Regions from separate parts of the Homo sapiens genome. Here region 2 is linked to region 1. Evidence: read pairs that join two places in POLR2A ChIA-PET (ENCODE). Cell type or tissue: Caco-2. All regions are shown on one strand. Links, peaks and the distances in the headings refer to the core of each region. The heading gives the core; the rest is flanking DNA. Region 1 overlaps ALK (ALK receptor tyrosine kinase). Region 2 overlaps ALK (ALK receptor tyrosine kinase).

The links. Peaks named below come from ENCODE experiments on the same cell type or tissue, not always from the same donor. Only the 100,000 strongest peaks of a DNase experiment are listed, where the experiment ranks them.
Region 2: POLR2A ChIA-PET joins it to region 1 with 10 read pairs; 2 of 35 experiments call an interaction of 5 or more read pairs at or near these places.

Annotation. Positions count from the first base shown.
Region 1 is chr2:29,345,612-29,348,526 of GRCh38, forward strand. All of the region lies in intron 5 of ALK (ALK receptor tyrosine kinase), which reads right to left. All of the region lies in intron 3 of LOC101929386 (a long non-coding RNA gene), which reads left to right. Among named protein-coding and RNA genes, the nearest start is that of CLIP4, 230 kb to the left of the region's middle. In Caco-2, for the core only: no CTCF peak of the experiment used is centred there; no DNase peak of the experiment used is centred there.
Region 2 is chr2:29,201,134-29,204,048 of GRCh38, forward strand. The region is part of intron 26 of ALK (ALK receptor tyrosine kinase); the gene reads right to left. Among named protein-coding and RNA genes, the nearest start is that of CLIP4, 87 kb to the left of the region's middle. In Caco-2, for the core only: no CTCF peak of the experiment used is centred there; a DNase peak (open chromatin) is centred at 1,065.

The sequences.
Region 1 (2,915 bases), core at 224-2,723:
TCCACTTTTAGGAAACTTCCTTGAGGAAATAGAGTTATCAGACGCTTAGATCTAAAAAAACTCATAGCAGATTATAATACCATGAAAGCAAAAACAAAGAAACAACATCCCCACAGACAGGGAAACAGTAATAAAAGCTCGTACCCCTGTGTCACACAAGGGTGTTTTTGAAGAACCCTTATTAACATGAGAAAATTTTCATAATAAATTAACTAAAAAGAAAACCAACCAGCCAACCAAACAAGCCCAATGCACCTGTATCTAAGACTGTTGGAACAGCATAGCAAAATCCATTTATATACACAGAAAGGAAAACTAGAAGGAATGTATGTCAAATTGTTAACCATAGTTATCTCTAAGGGAGAGGATTATGAATGCTTTGAGCTCTCTTTTCTAAACCTTTCTGAATTTCTGTGTCCTATAATGGACATATATAACTTTTACAATCAAAAAAAGGAAGTAAATTTCTCTAAAAGAAGCATGAGTGAGTCAGTCCTTCTTTTTCCTTCCTAGGCTGATGCTTACATTCTGACGACCCCAATTCACCCTGTTTCTATTCCAATACATGACCTGTATTTCTATTCACAAAACTCTTCCAAGCCCTTTCATGTCCACTATCTCATTAGTTTCTCTCAATCAATCCAGGAAGCAGGCAGGGTGAGGATTGCGTCTATTTTCAGAGGGGAAAAAAAGATCCACAGGAAGGTACCAATTGAATGCAGTCTGCTTTATTTTCAGAGATCCACAGCTCATTCACACCCCTGACCCACTCCCTACAGCATCCTGCAGAATCAGGGCTGGTCCAAGTGTGGACAGCCATGGGGATGGGGAGACAGACCTTACCCAGGCCTGGGCCACCAAGCTGTTGGCATCTCTCAGGGCCACCAGCATCCCCGAAATGCCCACCAGGCTGGGGCGAGGTTTCTGAATCACACTGTAGACCCATATTTCTGACAGAGGCACAAATTGCTACTTCGTTTCACAGTGAATCTCAACATCTGATTTCCATTGACAGTTAAATTAACAAATCAACTAAATACCGATATGTTTTATGTCCCGTCTTATGCCAGATTTATTGTGATCCCGGCATGACACAATGCAGAAGAGTTTGGATTTACTGGCTCAGGGGTAAACTGTAGATTATTCACTGCGTCCATTTCACTGGCTGAACCAGGAAGCAATTCCTGGGTCCATCTGTCAGAATCTCTGAACTGGGAGGAGGAGAAGAATGAAGCACGGACAGCTGACCAGCCAGGCAGTCCCCAGAGCTGCCATGCACTCTGCAGCACGCTTCCTGGGTCTTCATTCCAATCAGTGGGACAGTTTCACGCATAAATCCTTACCCGATGGTCAGATGTGGTCTCCATCTGCTTTCCTGACCTCACTTGTCTTCTTTAAAGAGCAGCGACTCAGAATAATAAAGATCTTTATTTGCATAGCACTCTCCGTTTTTTGTAGTTCAAGGTACATGATTTCAGTTAATACTGAAAACAACTCTATGACATGGAACTGTCACCCCCATTTATAGATGAGAAAACTGGCTCAAGGTCACATGGGTGGTAAGAGGTAGAGAGGAACTAGAACCGTGGTCTCCTGGCTGCCAGTTCAGGGCTTCTCCTAGAACATTCTAAGAGTGGGGTCTCTGGCCCTGCCTGAGGAGAGAGATCCTGGCCATTCCTCTGAAACTCTGACACCCTCTTTCTGCCTAGAATCTGGTTTTCCAGGTGGGCTACTGGGCTGATGGAGGAGGTGAACCAACTCATTTCCATGAGCACTTGGAGGAACACTGCACAGGACCACTAAATGCCGTCCTTTGGTTTGGATGGGGTGGGGTGTGAATGGTCAGGAAGTGGCAGGGCTCATACTCTGAGCTGCTGGGAGCAGTCTGCCGTTGAGACCTTGGTCTCTTTCATAGAGGACATAGGGGAGATTTAGCTCCAACTTTGTGTCATCAAGCAAAGAATTTGGGAAGTCTGTGTCCTTTCACTTCTTTTTAATTATAAAATAACTGGCTGTATGGTCCCATCCACTCCTAAGATGCAGGGAATACTTGGGCAGTAAAATGAAATGATAGAGATGTATTAGGTGGGGACTCTCCAGCCTGGGAATATTGACTGCTCAGTAAATAAGCAGCTGCCGATCTAGCTCTTTCCATCTGAAGAAAGTGCCTTTCAGGAGGCACAGATAACCTTTGCAACTATAACTGGGATTTACTCTAAGAAAGTAGTTCTCAAACTTTAGCATGCATCAAAGTCATGCTTCTTAACACCCCCGGAGTTTCCGATTCAGTAGATCTAGGATAGAGCTTGATAATTTGCATTTTTAATTATGCAAATTACATTGGTGCTGGTTCTGGGACTACACCTTAAGAACCTCTGCCATGAGGGTTTTGCTGCAAGGGACAGCTGTAGGGGTTTGCTGTGTCTTATTAAAACCTTTCCCATCAACTTGATACAGGCTGAGAACTGGTCTTCAAGGACAACAGGGCTGAAGGAGTTGCTTCTTCTCAGAGACAACATGATCTGTGTCAGGCTGGGCAGGGGTGGAATGCATGAGTTGTAGGATTCTGCCCCTACCCTAGTGAGCCCAAGTTGCTCCATCTCTCCTAGGCTGACTTGGCATACTCGACCCAGCCAGATTGTCCCCCAGGGTGGTCCATCTGGGTCTGCTTATGAGAATGAATGAACTGTGTCTGTAAAGTGCTCACAGCTCTCTGGAGAGGGTATCTTAGCACAATTACCATAATAATAAATGCTTTCTGTTCATTTGGTATTTGTGCATCCTCGGGGCACCCAGGGGCTCAGCTCATTAAGGCTCTACAACTTGGACAAACAGGTTGGTAGGAAGCGAGGTGAGAAGCTGGCCTTGTATCAATAGTGTCATTCCATGTTTAAAAAGCCAAAGCTTAGAAATAC
Region 2 (2,915 bases), core at 118-2,617, 140 kb before region 1:
GAGGTTATGCTCTTAGGAAAAATGGGAGCCAAAAATTAATATCTTTAAATGTCCATCCAGTGGATTCCAAGATCTCATACACCAAGATCTCATACAGTTCTCTGATCTTTAGTTTCATCTATCAGATGCCCACTCATTAGCTTCACTGGCCTATTTTAATAGGCAACTCAAATTTAACATGCCCAAACGGAACTCCTTCTGAACCCACACCATCTCCTCTTTCATTCTTTCCCAACTCAGCAGCACCTCTGGTTATGCATTTGTTCAAGCCCAAAACCCAGGAGTCATCCTTGACTCCGTTATCCCACACCCCTCCACTTCCCATCCAACAGTCAGCAGTCCTGTTAACTCTACATTCAAGATAGATCTTGAGGCCGGGCGCTGTGGCTCATGCCTGTAATCTCAGCATTTTGGGGTCTGAGGTGGGCGGATCACTTGAGGTCAGGAGTTCGAGACCAGCCTGGCCAACGTGGTGAAATCCCGTCTCTACTAAAAATACAAAAATTAGCTGGGTGTGGTAGCACGCGTCTGTAATCCCAGCTACTTGGGAGGCTGAAGTGAGAGGATTGTTTCAACCTAGGAGGCGGAGGTTGCAGTGAGCTGAGATGGCGCCACTGTACTCCAGCCGGGGCGACAGAATGACAGTCTAAAAAAAAAAAAAAAAATCTTGAATCTGACTACTTTGCGCTACCTCCACTGCCACCACCAAGCCACATCGCTCTCCTGTTTCTCTCAGCTAGCAATGTGCAGGATTTTCTTAACTGGTTTCTTTCTTCACTTACCCACCTCTAGTGTAAATTCAGTGGCAGAGAGATTTTTTTTATAAAGCAAAGATCATATCACACTCCTGCTTACAACCCTTCAACCGGCATCCCATGGTGTTTAGAATAAAATCCACATCCCCCATCTGAGTTCCAAGGCCGTCTGTGTTCTGACCCATCCCTTCCACCCCTATTGGCCCTGGGCTCCCTTAGCTCCGACCATCAGGACTTGATTTCATTCCTCAGCAAGCAAGCTAGGCTCCTTCCTGCCTCTGGCTGTTCACACTGGCTTTTCCTGCAGTCTGGAAAGCCTTTCTCTCAGATCTTTCCAAGGCCTGCCCTTTCTTTCAGGTATTGAAGTTACCTCCGGTAAGGAGCTTCCCCCCGCCCACCTTTGCCAAAAAAACCCCAGCTCCTCCTCTTTCTGCCTGATTGTCTTAGAGCACTTCCTAATCCTTGCAGCTATATAATTTGTTTAAGCATTCCAATTGTGAAACAGTCAAAACTTTAAAAAGGAACAGAGTTATCTATGTATCTAGATGTTAATCTTTTGTCTTATTCTTGTCAGCTCTCCCTTTCTTTATGAAGACTTAGAGACAGAAAGACCCCACCTCCCTCTCTCTGCTCTCCTGAAGTTAGACTGTATCCTACAATTGTATGTTTCACATTTTTAAACAATGCGTGAAAGCGCAAACGATACTGTGTTATAGACATTTTTTATATTGTAAAGTTATACATAAATGATATCCTACTCCTTTTTGTAATTTGCTTTTTCCCCACTGAACACTGTTTTTGAGATTTATCTATGTTGATATATGTAGGTTGTCTTCTTTTATACTGCGGAATAGTTTTCCATGATGTAAGTAAACCACAGTTAATTTTTCCATCTCCTAGTTGAGGGGTAGTTGGGTTGGGTTTTGTTTTTATTTTTGTTTTTGTTTTGCTTTTTCTCTATTGTAAACAATGTTGCAAGTGAACATCCAGCGCCCAAGTCTATTTGTGTCATCTTCTCTCTAATGTATTTACTTAAAAATAGGAGCGTTAGGTCACAGGATGTGTGTGTGTTCAGGACAATTACTTAATTGCTTAAGTTATTCTCTGTCTCTGGATCCCCTGGGTTGCTGGTGCTCTAACTTCCCTGCATATCAGAATCATCTGATAAAACACAGATTGCAGAGTCCCACCCCTAGAGTTTCTGTTGTATTAGGCCTGAGGTGGGGGCCGAGGATTCGCAGTTCCCAGGTGGTGCTGATGGACCACACTTAGAGATCCACTGGGTTAGGTTAAAACCAAATCTCACTGGTGTAAAAACAACAAAGGCTCTTGCTCTCATTATCTAATGCTGGTCAGAAAGGCAGCTCTGACTATTTGTGGCCGCACCATCTTATGACATGATCTCAGCTCCAGGCTTTCAAAATGTGGAGGTTTTTCATTCTTGCATTGTCTTCTTATGTTTCCTGTGGTGCTGTTAAGCAATTTGATGCCATTTGGATTCCTTATCTTTTATCTCTATTATTTTTTACTATTAATTTTTAAATTTTCTTTGTGGAAGTTTGCAGGATCTTTATCACCATTGGCCTGAGGATGTGCCTTTTTTTTTTTTTTTTTTTTTTTTTTTGTGAGACAGAGTCTTGCTCTGTCGCCCAGGCTACAGTAATCTCAACTCACTGCAACCTCCGCCTCCCAGGTTCAAGCAATTCTCTGGCCTCATCCTCCCAAGTAGCTGGGATTACAGGCACCCGCCACCACGCCCAGCTAATTTTTGTATTTTTAGTAGAGACGGGTTTCACCATCTTGGCCAGGCTGGTCTCGAACTCCTGACCTCATGATCCACCTGCCTCGGTCTCCCAAAGTGCTGGGATTTCAGGTGTGAGCCACTGCGCCCGGCCGAGGATATGCCCTTTTTCCCCATGGTGATTGGCACTTGGTGAATTCTTTCATTCTGGAAATTTATGTCCTGTGCTAGGAAATCTTGAATGATTGCTCTGCTGTCTTTATTCTCTTCATTTCCTCTGTTCCTTCTCTCTGGGACTCCTATTTTGTCAGCTAAATTGGACCTTTTGGTCTACCCCTTAATTTTTTAAATAAAAAATTATTATATTTTCCTATATTTTCCATCTCTTTTTAGGTTTATTTTCTGGAAGGTTTATTTAG